Linked DNA regions of Homo sapiens: regions 2 and 3 are each linked to region 1. Evidence: chromatin loops called from intact Hi-C (ENCODE). Cell type or tissue: PC-3. All regions are shown on one strand.

Region 1 (5,000 bases):
CTCCTGAGCTCAAGTGATCCTCCCACCTCAGCCTCCCAAGTGGCTGGGACTACAGGCACACACTACCACGCATGGCTAATCTGTCACTGGTTTTGATCAATTTGGTTATTATATGCCTTGGTGTGTTTTTCTTCATGTTTCTTGCACTTGTGGTTCTTTGAGTTCCTTGGGTCTATGGGTTTATTGTTTTCATAAAGTTTGGGGAAAATTTTGGCAATTATTTCTTCAGTATTTTTTCCTTCTTCCTCTGTCTCTCTTATTTAGTGATTCCAATCGCATGTATATTAGGTTGCTTGAAGTTGTCCTACAGTTCGTTCATGCTCTGTTCTATTTCTGTTTCTGTGTTTCGTTTTTGATAGTTGCTATTGCTATGTCTTCAAGTTCACTAATCTTTTCTTCTGCCATATCTAATCTGTTGTTAATCTCATCCAGTAAAGTTTTATATCAGCCATTGTGGTTTTCATTTTTTTTTTTTTTTTGAGATGGAGTCTCGCTCTGTGGCCCAGGCTAGAGTGTAGTGGTGTGATCAAGGGTCACTGCAACCTCCACCTCCCGGGTTCAAGTGATTCTCCTGCCTCAGCCTCCCAAGCAGCTGGAACTACAGGCATGTGCCACCATACCAGCTAATTTTTTTTTTTTTTTTTTTTAGTAGAGACAGGGTTTCACCATGTTGGCCAGGCTGATCTTGAACTTCTGACCTCAAGTGATCTGCTTGCCTCAGCTTCCCAAAGTGCTGGGATTACAGGTGTGAGCCACTGCATCTGGCCGGTTTTCATATCTAAAAGTTTAACTTGGATCTCTTATTTTTCCATGTGTCTACATAACATGTTTAATTGTTAGCTTCATAGAAATATATTCTAGGCAATAACATTATAACTTTTAATACCTTTGTTGTTTATGCTATTTGTGTCAGTTTAGAGTAGGTTTTGGTGGATTACCTTTTCTCTTTATTGTGGATATATTTTCCTCCTTCTATGAAAACATGATAATTTTTTGTTCAATGCCAGACATTTTGAATTTTACTTTGTTGGGTGCAGATATTTTTGTATTCCTATAAATACTCAGGTTTTGTTCTGGGATACAGTTGACTTAATTGGGAATAGTTCCTGTTAGGTCTTGTTTTTAAGATTTGTTAGGTTGTACCAAAGCAGTGTTTAGGGCTAATTATGCGCCACTCCTAAAGGAAGACTATTCTCAATACTCTACCCAATGCCCCAAGAATTGTGGCATTTTTCACTCTTGGTTGGTAGAAATGGGCACTATTCCTTGCCCTCGGTGAGCTCTGGCTACTGTTTCCTTTAATGCTTTTTGTTCATTCTGATTCCCTGGCCTTGGGCTTTGGGTAGTTTCATCACATGCATACATTGATCAGTGTGGTACTGAATTCTTTTTGTTGTTGTTGTTGTTTTGGAGATAGAGTCTCACTGTGTTGCCTAGGCTGGTCTCAAACTCTTGGGCTCAAGGGATCCTCCTGCTTTGGTCTCCCAAAGTGCTGGGATTACAGGCATGAGCCACCATGCCTGGCCTGTACTTAATTCTTGAGGGGCACCCTCCACAGATCTCTGGAGTTCTCTTTGTGACGTTCTCTCTACTCCAATGCTCTTGCCAGATAACTCCAGCTGCCTTGGTCTTCCTAGAATTTCAGCCCCATTTCTTCATCTCAGACAGTCCCATCAGGCTTGGTTCCCCCTACCGGTACCAGGGCAGGTTGGAAGGAGCAAATCTCAAAGCTGTATTTCAGAATGATGGAGACGACCTGAGCTAGTCCTTGCTGAATATGTTAAGCAGTGAGTGGTGAATAGGGCGTTTTAATGTGCTGCTTCTGGCCTTGCTACCAACCCACAGATCAATGAGGAAGTTCCTCTTCATGACTGAATGTCCTCACCAGTAAAATGAGTGGGTCTTGATACTGATTAACTGCTAGACGTCTTCTATCAATCGCCAGAAATGGTTTCTCTGGAAAGGCTCTAGGGTAAGCAAGTGACAGCATGGCACAGTACTAGAAGATTTGCCCCCTTGGTTCAAATTGATTTTTTTGTAGAGCGGAGGGAGCAGGGAGCTAGGCCTCTATTCTCATGATTCGGTGATGACTCACCAAGCTGTGGGTAAAGGAGAACTGATTGATAGGTAGTCTAGGACTCTGCTTCTCAAAACGTGGTCCCTAGACTAGCAGCACTGGCATCACCTGGGAGTTTCTTTGAACTGCAGACTGTCGAGCCCCATTCTAGATCTATCATCAGAATCTGCACTGTGACAAGAACCCTAGCTGATTGTTACGCGCTTTAATTAAGTTTGAGGGAGCGCTGTTCTAAGCGTGAATGGTTTCATATGCCCTCTAGTGGCTGTCCAGCAACTTGCAGGGAGCTTTAAAATGTTTTCTCATTTTAGGACCTTTGCACAGAACTGCCGAAACATTGAACATTTGAACCTCAATGGATGCACAAAAATCACTGACAGGTAAGTAATGAAGATTAATTGGTGACCAAATAGCCACGGGGAGAGAGAAGGGAGAGAAACGTGGTTGAAAATATCTTTAGTGCGTCTGCTCTTTTTCAGCACGTGTTATAGCCTTAGCAGATTCTGTTCCAAGCTGAAACATCTGGATCTGACCTCCTGTGTGTCTATTACAAACAGCTCCTTGAAGGGGATCAGGTAAGAGTGCCCATTGTTTGTGTCAAGAGAAATACCCAAAGCTATGAACATTCTGGAAACCTTCTTAATGGTCACGTTGGATCCAGCAAGAAATAGGTGACTCCAAGAGGTCCCAGGCATGGTCTCCCCTTCGGAATTTCTTGTGATGTACTAAACTCAGAGTTGGTCATTAACTCTCTACAGGAGAGACTGCACATAAGTTTTTGTTTCTTGTTCTCTCAGTGAGGGCTGCCGAAACCTGGAGTACCTGAACCTCTCTTGGTGTGATCAGATCACGAAGGATGGCATCGAGGCACTGGTGCGAGGTTGTCGAGGCCTGAAAGCCCTGCTCCTGAGGGGCTGCACACAGGTACCAGAGGGTTGATACAGCTGTTTGTGTTATGTGTCAGGTGTGGGCACATCATCCAGAAAGCTGCTTTTGCATTTTTCTTGGTGTCCCACTGTTCCCTCACCTGGATTCCAGCTGTCTTTTGTTTTCTCTGTCCACTCAGTTAGAAGATGAAGCTCTGAAACACATTCAGAATTACTGCCATGAGCTTGTGAGCCTCAACTTGCAGTCCTGCTCAGTAAGTAGCGTGCCTTTCCTGAACACTGTTTGCTCTATCTTGTCTCCCAAAGCAGTCTGCCTCAGGCCTCCCTGCAGCCCCCTAGGCACCTGAGATGGGCTGTGTTGCCACACCCTGATTTCCATCCTGTGTCCTTATATAACCTACCAATTTGTCACAAGCTGGAACAACAACAACAACAAAAAGGAATCATACTCAATATAAAGCCACTGACATCTCCCCTAAAAATAATACAGACTAGGTCTTGATTTTGTTGAATAGAGTATTAGGGACGCTATTGAGGAATGCAGTGAATTGGTCACTAAATAGTTTTAAGACATGAAGTGTCTTTTTTTTTAACTTATAAATTAAGGATGATGACTCCTCTCACGTTGTTTCAGTGGATAAAATGAAATAACACATGCAAAAATGCTTTAAAGAATAAAACGCATAGGCAAGAGCAAGGTGGCATTTTCATCAGGACATTAGCCTATGAAAAACTATTGGTCCTTCTCCACTGCCATTGTAAATGTTGATAATTGAAGAGGATGCTTGCTACATCCTACCAGGTTTTCAAGGGGAACATAGATTTTGAGAAAGGTAAGGGAAAACCCTTGCATTCAGCTTTAAATGAATATATTATAAATCTTTAGAGTCCCTAGTGGTGGGGAAAAAAACCAGAAACTATCTTATGGACAAACGTTGACCATATGGGCCAGGACTACTCAAAAATAGGACCTTGACTTACGTGTAGCATAGCAGTGGCTGATGGCTTGAAGTATAATATAGATGTGCGTGTTTATTTCTATATGAAGTAGTCTGTTTAAGTGAACATATTATTTTGAATCTTCATGGCCAAATTCATAGAATTTAAGGTATTTATCAATAATTTTGTGATTTATTTAATTTTCCTATTGTCTAAAACATTTGATGAAATATAAATATATGTGTATATTGTAAATATCTAAAGCATTAATCTGCAGAAATCCAATCAAATATTAATGTCAGTTAAACTAGGAAAGCCTCAAAAGTTCTTTAATCAGATTTTTAAATTATGAGTTTATAAATTTTATGAAAAAATCTATATTTTGATGACTAGTGAGGGAGAAATGGAATTTTAAACTTTTATTCTCCATTTATATTATTTAAAATTTTTACTTTATTTTTTCCTGGATGCATGTATCTTATCTAAATTGCTGAAATATTTTAAAGCTGTGCAGAGATAACACAAGTACCTGTCTACCCTCTACTTATTTTGTTGAAGTTATTTGGATAAAATGCTAGTAATCAGCAACCAAAACTGAACAACAGCAGATACTTTTCTGCTGCTCCCGTTTTGGTATTGCTGGTGTCCTCTGACTTTTCTTTCTGTGCTGCTTTTCCTCAGCGTATCACGGATGAAGGTGTGGTGCAGATATGCAGGGGCTGTCACCGGCTACAGGCTCTCTGCCTTTCGGGTTGCAGCAACCTCACAGATGCCTCTCTTACAGCCCTGGGTTTGAACTGTCCGCGACTGCAGTGAGTACACTGCACTTTTTGCTTTGCAGCTCAGAGTTTGGCTGAGTTAACCAAGAGGGCTTCCTTCAGGAGAGGACAGGCTTGCCAGGTAGTGGTGGTGGAGGCAGTAGTTATGTTGTTGTTGGCTTTTGTTGGGTAAATTGGGGTGGGGCGTGTATAAATCCAGTTCATTGGAGGATGTACTGGGAGAGTATAAAATGTCTACCACCAGTGAATCCAAACTTTAATTTCTTAATGAATGTCACACAGTTTCCCACCTAATTTACCTCATCATGTTATTGCTTT
Region 2 (5,000 bases), 430 kb before region 1:
CCTGAGGTCAGGAGTTTGAGACCAGCCTGAGCAACATGGTGAGACCCCGTCTCTACTAAAAAATACAAAAATTAACTGGGCATGGTGGCGGGCGCCTGTAATCCCAGTTACTAAGGAGGCTGAGGCAGGAGAATCCCTTGAACCCGGGAGGCAGAGGTTTCACTGAGCCGAGATCGTGCCATTGCACTCCCGCCTGGGTAACAGAGCAAGACTCTGTCTCAAAAAAAAAGAAAAGAAAAGAAAATTCCAGAAATAAACAATTCTTTAAGTTTTAAGTAGCATGCCATTCTGAGTAGCATGTTGGAATCTTAGTCATCCCACAGGAGATGTGAATCATCCCTTTGTCCGGCATATCCATACTGCATATGTTACCTGCCCATTAATCATGGAGTAGTCATCTGAGTTACCTGATGAAAAAATATAGTACTATACATAGGGTTTGGCACTATCTGTGGTTTCAGGTGCCCACTAGGGGTCTTGGAACGTATCTCCCAAGGATAAGGGAGGATTACTATATGTACCTTGAATGTTTGATGGAATTTGCCTGTAAAATCATCTTCTGTTAGTTTGATTTTGTGCAATGCATTTAAACTACTGATAAGTGGTTTCTTTCCTTTTCTTTTCTTTTCTTTTTTTTTTTTTTCTGACCCAGGGTCTCACTTTGTCACCCAGGATGGAGTGCAGTGGCAAGATCTCCGCTCACTGCAACCTCCGCCTCCCAGGTTCAAGCGATTCTCTTGCCTCAGCCTCTTGAGTAGCTGGGATTACAGGTGCCTGCGACCATGCGCAGCTAAGTTTTGTATTTTTAGTAGAGACGGGGTTTCGCCATGTGGGTCAGGCTTGCTTTGAACTCCTGACCTCAGGTGATCCAGCAGCCTTGGCTTCCCAAAGTGGTGGGATTACAGGCGTGAGCCACCGCGCCCGGCCTAGTTTTTGTTTCTAATCGCTAGTCTGTATTTGCAGTTTTAAGTTTCCTTTTTTCTCTCTTCTGCTTCTTTGCCTATCTTCCTAGAGGTATGCCAATTACATTAGTGTTTCCAAATACTTTAGTGGGCTTATTTTACTTTTGATTTCTGTTCTTATATGTGTCATTTTTTTTTTCATTTTCTTTTCTTTTCTTTTTATTTTTTGAGATGGAGTTTCGCTCTTGTTGCCCAGGCTGGAGTGCAATGGCGTGATCTTGGCTCACCGCAACCTCTGCCTCCTGGCTTAAAGTGATTCTCCTCCCTCAGCCTCCTGAGTGGCTGAGATTACAGGCATGCGCCACCATGCCTGGCTAATTTTGTATTTTTAGTAGAGACGGGGTTTCTCTATGTTGGTCAGGCTGGTCTCAAACTCCCGACCTCAGGTGATCTGCCTGCCTCAGACTCCCAAAGTGCTGGGATTACAGGCGTGAGCCACTGTGCCCGGACTGTTTTCTTTTCTTTTTTTTTCTTTTTTTTTAAGAGATGGAATCTCGCTATGTTACCCCGGAACTCTTGGCCTCAAGCGATCCTCCCATGCCTCAGTCTCCTGAGTAGCTGGAATTACAGTATGAGCCACCACGCCCAGCTGCTCTTACATTTATTGTTTTCTTCCTTACACCTCCTTTGAATTTATTCTGCTCTTCTTTTTCCTACTGCTTCCTTTTCTTTCTTTCTTTTTTTTTTAAACTTATTTATTATTTTTTTCTTTGGAAATTTTCTAGAAAATTACTGATTCTTTTTCTAGTTAAACAAGTCATTAATTTTTAGTCTTTCTTCTCTTAAACATAAACATTTAAACATTCTCTTAATTATAAACATTTAAGGCCAGGCATGGTGGCTCACGCCTGTAATCCCAGCATTTTGGGAGGCCGAGGGGAGTGGATCACTTGAGGTCAGGAGTTTGAGACCAGCCTGACCAACATGTTGAAACCCTGTGTCTACTAAAAATACAAAAATTAGCAGGGCATGGTGTTGCTGGCCTGTAGTCCCAGCTACTCTGGAGGCTGAGACAGGAGAATCACTTGAACCCAGGAGGTGGAGGTTGCAGTGAGCCGAGATGGTGCCACTGCACTCTAGCCTGGGTGACAGAGCAAGACTCCGTCTCAAAGCAAGCAAGCAAACAAACCAAAAAAACCATTTAAAGTCTTAATTTTTCTATGGCCCAATTTAGCTACCCACCACAACATTGATGAGTGATATTTTATTTTTATTCACTTATATGTGTTTTCTGTTTTCCATTGTTGTATCTTCTTTGACATTCAGGTCACATGAAAATGTGTTGTCTAATTTCCAAATGTGTAGGAATTTTTAGTTATCTTTTAAAAAATTAACTAGTAATTTAGTTGTTTGCAGTCTTCTATTTCCTTACCAAAGTTTTGTCTGTTTATTCGGACCTCCTCTGTAATATAGTTGTTGTTGGTTTTTAAATGCTGTCTTGAACCAGTTTTAAGGCGCTGGCTAAAGGCCAGTCAGTTCCCCTTTTTGAACAGCTAAGTTCACACCCCAATCACTTCTCTTATCAGACCCTCATACTCAGGGGCCACTATGCATTAGCCCTAATTGCCCTGAGGCCAGGTACCAGGCACTAGGGACAGCCCCTTTGCTCTGAACACACAAAATTATTCAAAATAGCCAATGGGCAGAAAGCCCTTGAAACCTAAGTAACCTCACATGCTTGCCACACATAAACTGCTAAGTAACCTCACATGCTTGCCATACATTAACTGCCCCTACAGCTCCGGCTCATTGTTACCTTGTCCCTGTTACTCCTGGTGTGGCCCTGCCTGGCAGGCTTCTCATTTTGAGCTGTAAATAACAGGTTTGAAGGCCTAATCACCGTAGCTCTGCAGCTGAGTCCTGTGGTGCTCCTCTTGAAGGCACAATTTCAGATATGCTGGTCCCTGTGGGTTGGTATGGTGCCAGAGCCTGGGCAATGTACCTTGATGACTTTGACCTTGAAATAAGGCTTGATGCACCAGGGGGCGCTGTAGTCTCATGTTCCAGCTTTCCTTCGTGTTGGAAGCATGCGCTGTACTGTGTACCAACATGGTTTGGGGTAGGCTTTGCAGAGTCTTTTGTTGGCCTGCTCCTTTCTGCTTAGGTTTCAGAAACGAAGCCTAATGGAACATGTGTCCATGTAAATGTCAGGAGTGTGAGTGTAGCCCTGACAGTGTTCCTCACTGGCTGGGTTGCCTTGAGCATACCACCTCCCGTCTCTGGGTTCCTACTTCTCCATCTATGAAATGGGCATTAATAAAACAATGATTCTGGCTGGGAGTGGTGACTCATGCCTGTAACCTCAGCACTTTGGGAGGCCGAGGCGGGTGGACATCTGAGGTCAGGAGTTCGAGACCCGCCTGAACAAAATGGTGAAACCCCATCTCTACTAAAAATACAAAAAAATTAGCCAGGTGTGGTGGCAGGCGCCTGTAATCCCAGCTACTTGGGAGGCTGAGGCAGGAGAATCCCTTGAACTGGGGAGGTGGATGTTGCAGTGAGGCAAGGTTGTGCCACTGCACTCCAGGCTGGGCAACAAAAGCGAAACTCCGTCTTGGGGGGAGAAAAAGACTCTTTTTTGGGGGCTGAGGTCCTTTTTTTTGGATGTTTAATTTTGAAACCCTTACTGAAGGGACACCTACTTAGTGTTTCTCCAGGACAGTAATGTTGTTACTTTGCCAACCTGAAGACTGACTGTCCCCAGGGCAGTAACCTCTGCAACTTGGAAACCTGAAACCTGTTTTTTACCTGAACCCTGACTTGGAAATTGAATGTGGCCCAAAAAGTCTAAATCCAAATATTTCCTGGGATCCCAGCAATGGCCAAGGGCATGCTCTGGGCTAGGCTATTTCAAGAGAGGAAGCTATTCCTGTGTATAGTATTTATCCTACTCATTTCTAATCACTGCTGCTGCGTTGTTGAACACCTGTATATACCAGCCACTATGCTAAGTGCTTTACAAATATTAGCTCATTTAGTTCCCTCACAGTCCTCAAGTATTATCATCCCTTTTTACAGATAAGAAAATTTAGGTTTACACAGCTAGTAAGTGGTGATACTGAGATCCAAACTCAGACTCAAAGCAAGTCCTCTCGACCAATGGGGCCACTAGAGCTCACACTCTGCCTCACTCATGGGACCAGGATGCATGTCTCATGGCCAGGTTCACTCAAGGGAGGACTAACTGGCTCTCCAGGGATCATCTATAGACCCATATGGATCAATGCTCATTTATGATGATTTGGACCTCTAGATAGCGTATGTTCTAGAACCTTAACACTGCCCCCACCCAGGGCAGAACCCATGGAGATGTAGGCGTTGTGCTCAGATGAACTTGCCCAGGTCCCTGCCGCGGCACGTGCTTTCCTGCCCTTCACACTTCGCCCCCGGCCAGCTCTCTAACTTGTACCTCAAAGTCTATAATTTAATGGCAGAAACTTCTTCAGGCCCCATGTTTCTGGAAATATGTTCATTTTATAAATTACTCTGTATAATGGGCATAGATTAGCTGGTCAAATACACGTGGGACATTTTCATTGCAAATCCTCCTTCCAGAGGCTCAGGATGATATCAGCATTGGAAGGCCCCCAGGAAGCATTGCAGGATGGAACTGTGTTTAACCTGAACCCAAGCCCAGCATTCCCTAGACCTACCTGACCACACATCCCCATTTCTCTTTTGCAGGCTATCCATGAATCTGGTTCCACAGTTTATACTCTGGGGAACATTGCTCTAGCTCATTGCTCTAGCTCAGGATTTCTCAACCTCAGCACCATTGATCTTCTTGGTCAGACAACTCTTTGCTGTGGTGGGCTGTCCTGTGCATTGTAGGACTTTAGCAGCATTCCTGGACTCTACCCATTAGAAACCAGTAGCAGGCTGGGTGCGGTGGCTCATGCCTATAATCCCAGCACTTTGGGAGGCTGAGGCAGGCAGATCACCTGAGGTCAGGAGTTCAAGACCATCCTGGCCAACATGGTGAAACCCCGTCTCTACTGAAATACAAAAAATTAGCCGGACATGGTGGCGCGTGCCTGT
Region 3 (5,000 bases), 54 kb before region 1:
GTTCTCACATTAGCTACCTGTGCTCTCTAGGGTATATTAGCTGTTTTGGGATTCTCCTGAGGTCAAAGGCCCCTTGGCTCCCTCCTGCATAGACACTGATAATAGTGGGTCCTGTGGCACTTGGCGGTTTGGCCCTCATCCACCTGTATTTTGAGGTTTGTGGGGATACTTTATCACTTAGGCTTTTTTCAGCAGTCAAATGCATTACTTATTGAAGTATAATTTACAGACAATAAAATATGCCTTTTAAGGTAATCAATTCTATGAGTTGGGCAAACATTTTCAAACATGTAACTATCACCACAGTCAGTGTATAGAATTTTCTCTGTTTTTCTTTTTTCTTCTTCTTTTTTTTGAGACAAGATCTCACTCTGTTGTCCAGGCTGAAGTACAGTGGCATGATCACAACTCACTTCAACCTTGAATTCCTGGGTTCAAGCGATCCTCCCACCCCAGACTCCCAAGTAGATATGACTACAGGTGCATGCTATCACGCCTGGCTAATTTTTAAAATTTGTACAGCAGGTCTCACTATGTTGCCCAGGCCAGTCTTGAACTCCTAGCCTTAAGCAATTTTCCTGGTTCAGCTTCCCAAAGCTATGGGATTATAGGCTTGAGCCACCATGCTCAGCCTAATATATGAATTTTTCATCACCCCCCAAAGTTCCCCAGTGCCCCTGTGTACCAGTTCCCCTTCCCCGCCTCTCGCACCGTGTTGGTGATTATTCTTTTCACAGAGAATACACTTACACCTCAACCTCAAGAGAGAAAACCCAAATCCCATTCATTCACTGCATCCAATTCATAGTTCAGGGTCTGTGGGTGATATGCATTCCTCTCCATCAGATCTGGATGTGGTACTTAATGGTTTTGTTACTCTCCCTCAACTACTGTCTCTCACCCCATATTCAGGAGCAGGGACAGGATAACAACAATAAACAATAAAACTTGTAAAAAGGAAGAATGGAAGACACACATCATTGTTTTGTAGCAATGATGAGATTCTGCTAAACAGATATTATGAAGCCCGCCTTATCCTAGCAGTAGGGGTATGTTTCTGTTCTATTCCATTCCATTCCCTATTTTGTTTACTGGAGGGGGCTCCCTTACCATTGGTCTTGGTGACTTTTAACTCCAGCCTCAGAAAGGTCTTACTTGCTCATTATTTTCCATGACTACATCTGAAGTGGATGTTAGGGAATATGCCCTTACTGGGGACTGTACATGTTGAAAATCCCTAATCCAAAAATCAGAAATCTGAAATGCTCCAAAATCTGAAACTTTTTTGAGCACAGACATGAAACTCAAAGGAAATCATTGGAGCATTTTAGATTTCAGATTTTTGGATTAGGGATACTCAGCCCATACTTATTTCACAGCCATTTCTTACCTGTGTAGTTTTGGGAACCTTAGGATTAGTTGATAATCACAGCATGTTTTGGGCCAGGTTTCTGGGTTTTTTTTGTTTTTTTGACAGAATTTAAGAACTTAGTAGTCTTCTAATTACCACGCTCTAAATTCATTCTTAGACTGTAGCCCCAGACGTCTTTTGTTTTGTTTTGTTTTGTTTCCTGTTCCCCATGGCTGTTTCTCACTGGTATCTATCTTGAGACATCTGAAACATAGGTGTGGGATGAAGGAGAGCAACTTTAATCTGATCTTTGCTACAGGTCTTGGTTGTTCTGTTTAACAGAGATTTGCAGCTCAAAGTGCTTTTCAATCTTATTTTTACTATGTGGCATTTAGAAATAGTTGACTTTTCTAACAATCTGAGGCTCTAAGTTTCTCTTTTCTCTTCCCTTTTATTTCTGCTTGCAAACCAACTAGTTATTTGTTGAGTACTCTTTCTTTTAATGCCTTGATAAATATAGGAAGGAGAAACCATTATTTGCTAACCTTTTGGCACTTCGTAATCTCTTCTCTAGATCTGCATTCTTTGTCTGCTGTCCAGATAATCATAAGCAATTATATTACATAACATGTCTTTATCTTGCCAGCTTCAGATGCATGTTTCCTGTGCTGTTACCCACTAGATGGACACACTAGACAGATGTCACATATTTTAGATTTTTGTTCGAAGTAGCACCTCACATCAAGATATCTGTTTCTAAATTAGTGTAGTTAGAGTAGGCTAATGTGGCATATACATCTAATTTTTTAAACATAACTGATGTTTTTTAAACATCTATTATTGCTCAACTAATAGAATTCGGTGTGTGAAAGGTCAGCAGGGCAATCCTCCTCTCTGTAGTTATTGAGGACCTTGTTGAAAGAAACCCTTCTGTCTTCAACCATGGCTTCCATTTATCCAGCTTACTTTTCATGGCTAGATCTCAGTTACATGGCTGTACGTACCTGCAAGGGGGTTTGGGAAATGTAGTATAGGTGTGTTTCCTGAAGGAGAAGGGAATGTGGATTTGGTGAGCAGCTAGCAGTTTCTAACACGAACTTCATTATTTGTAAAGCACGAATCCCAGGCAAGATGGGAGTTTTCTAGATTTTCCTTTAGGTGTTTTAAGACGTCACAGTCCTGGGATATATCAAGACAGAATTATAATTTTGATCATCCCTTTTGTATCTTGTTCAAATTTTACAAACTAGGTACTGCAGTGGTTCAGCACAAACTTCAAGTATGGGAGCCCCCTTGTGGGAGTGCCCATGGCAAGTTTATCTAACCTAAGGATGATTTTTTTTTTTAGTGAGGACTTATTGAAAATAATTTTTTATATATCTCTTTATTATTTTAACTATTATTGGAACCATTTGAATGTATTGCCTATTAAATAAATTAAAAAATAAAGTAATTCATCAAGTGGATGTATGATGTAATATACATGAAGTATCTATGAATTTTTAACTTTAAGAAATAATTATGGAAATTATTCCTGAAGACATTCCTTCATTTAACAGCTACTTCCTGAACACCACTGTGCTTAGAATGTTGAATTATTGAATTCTTACATATTTACTTCGATGAGCAATATCACAATCATGAAAACTGTATCATTGCCTGGGGAAATAGAATGTGTTTGTTGGAACTTAAGTGGTTCTCTTAAATGTAAGAAATAATACCTTTAGCATCTATACAGTTGATTATGTATTTTAATGTATGAGTTATTTCCAAAAGAAGGTATCATATTAACCATGAATAACTTTTATTTTTTTAAAAAATTGAAATATCAAAGCATTTCTTTATTCATTTGATATTTGGTGCTTATTTTGGTTCACACACTTTTCTAGGGGCACAAGAAGGAAATTAATGTCATTTAGGAAAATGTCACTTTATTTTTGTTTCATTTACCTAAATTCAGACATCCAAAAAATATGTAAGATATCTAAAGACAAAATCTCACAGAAGATGTGCAAGTCCTATATGGAGATAGTGATTCAGTGTTATTAACAGACATTAGAGGAAATATTAATAAGTTTCAAGAAATATATTCATGTATAGATAGGCCCAGTATTACAGATATACCCATTCTCCCTAGATCTATGGATTCAATGCAGTTCTAATTCAAATGCCATCTGGAATTTTGGGGGGGACATTTAAAAAACTGACTCTGAATGTATATGATCAAGTGATAGCCAAGATATTTTGAAGAAAAATAGATATAGGGACTGCTCTATAAGCCATCATAATTTATTATGAAGTTATAACAAGTAAAACAGTAAGGTATTTGGCATGGAATAGAGAACCAGAAACAGACCAATGCATGGGTACAGGATATAACACAGGGAAATGAGGGACAATATATGGTTCTGGGATAATTATTTATATGGGGAAAATAAAGAAATTGGATCCCTACCTCACACATACAAAAAAAATCATAATTGAATTAAAAACTTGCATGTGAAAGGAAAGACTTTAAAACATTTAGAAAAAGTATTGGAGGCTATGATCTTGGGGTAGGAAAGCATTTCTTTTTTTTTTTTTTTAGACGGAGTCTTGCTATGTCGCCCTGGCTGGAGTGGAGTGGCGCAATCTCAGCTCACTGCAACCTCTGCCTCCAGGTTCAGGCGATTCTCCTGCCTCAGCGTCCTGAGTAGCTGGGACTACAGGCGTGCACGACCATGCCTGACTAATTTTTGTATTTTTAGTAGAGACGGGGTTTCACCATGTTGGTCAGGCTGATCTCGAACTCCTGACCTGGTGATCCACCTTCCTCGGCCTCCCAAAATGCTGGGATTACAGGCGTGAGCCACCACACCTAGCCAGGAAAGTATTTCTAAAACATGACACAAAAATTGTTTACCATGGAAGAAAAGATTGTTATATATTACTACATTAAAATTAAAAACTTTATTCATCAAAAAACACCCTGAAAATTGAAAGGAAAGCCACAAACTAAAAGATACTTGTAGTACATAAAACCAACATATTCTTAGTATCCAGAATTTATGGAATTTATAAAGAACTCTTACAAATCAATAAGAAAACGACAAACAATCTAACTAAAAAATGGGGCTGGGTGTGGTGGCTCACACCTGTAACCTTAGCACTTTGGGAGGCCGAGGCAGATGGATTGCTTGAGGTCAGGAGTTCAAGACCAGCCTGCCCAACATGGAAAAATCCCATCTCTACTAAAAATACAAAAATTAGCCAGGCATGGTGGCACATACCTGTAATCTCAGCTACTTGGGAAGCTGAGGCAGCAGAATCACTTGAACCCAGGAGATGGAGGTTGCAGTGAGCTGAGATTGCACCATTGCACTCCAGCCTGGGTGACAGAGCCTGACTCCATCTCAAAAAAAAAAAGAAAAAGAAAAAAGAAAAAAAAGAAAAAGAAAAATGTGCAAAAAGCATTAACTAGTATTTTAAAGGAGAGGAAGCATAAATGGTGGAAAAAAATATGAAAAGATACTTCACATCACTAGTAATCACAGAATTTCAAAATAAAGATTACAAGTGACCATCTACTCTCGTGAGATTGGCAAAAATTAAGAAATGTGACATTATCCACAGTTGGAGAGGATGAAGATTCTTTTATACAGTTAATGTG

The links. A loop is a pair of places that touch in the nucleus more often than their neighbours do. Peaks named below come from ENCODE experiments on the same cell type or tissue, not always from the same donor. Only the 100,000 strongest peaks of a DNase experiment are listed, where the experiment ranks them.
Region 2: a loop joins it to region 1, with 7 times the contacts of the local background. A loop is called at or near these places in 52 of 110 quality-filtered maps.
Region 3: a loop joins it to region 1, with 2.8 times the contacts of the local background. A loop is called at or near these places in 5 of 110 quality-filtered maps.

What each region holds. Positions count from the first base shown.
Region 1 is chr3:33,370,704-33,375,703 of GRCh38, forward strand. FBXL2 (F-box and leucine rich repeat protein 2) reads left to right here. Exons shown (of 15, transcript NM_012157.5): 6 at 2,389-2,457; 7 at 2,557-2,652; 8 at 2,875-3,001; 9 at 3,144-3,218; 10 at 4,585-4,715. Among named protein-coding and RNA genes, the nearest start is that of UBP1, 67 kb to the right of the region's middle. In PC-3, CTCF peaks have their summits at 2,332 (motif pointing left), 3,815 and 4,020; a DNase peak (open chromatin) is centred at 2,118; H3K4me3 peaks cover 422 bases; H3K27ac peaks cover 604 bases.
Region 2 is chr3:32,944,948-32,949,947 of GRCh38, forward strand. No RefSeq gene overlaps it. Among named protein-coding and RNA genes, the nearest start is that of CCR4, 4.2 kb to the right of the region's middle. In PC-3, CTCF peaks have their summits at 453 and 2,944 (motif pointing right); DNase peaks (open chromatin) are centred at 384 and 2,964; H3K27ac peaks cover 258 bases.
Region 3 is chr3:33,316,565-33,321,564 of GRCh38, forward strand. The region is part of intron 2 of FBXL2 (F-box and leucine rich repeat protein 2); the gene reads left to right. Among named protein-coding and RNA genes, the nearest start is that of FBXL2, 42 kb to the left of the region's middle. RefSeq lists a silencer at 1-199. In PC-3, a CTCF peak has its summit at 2,578; no DNase peak of the experiment used is centred here.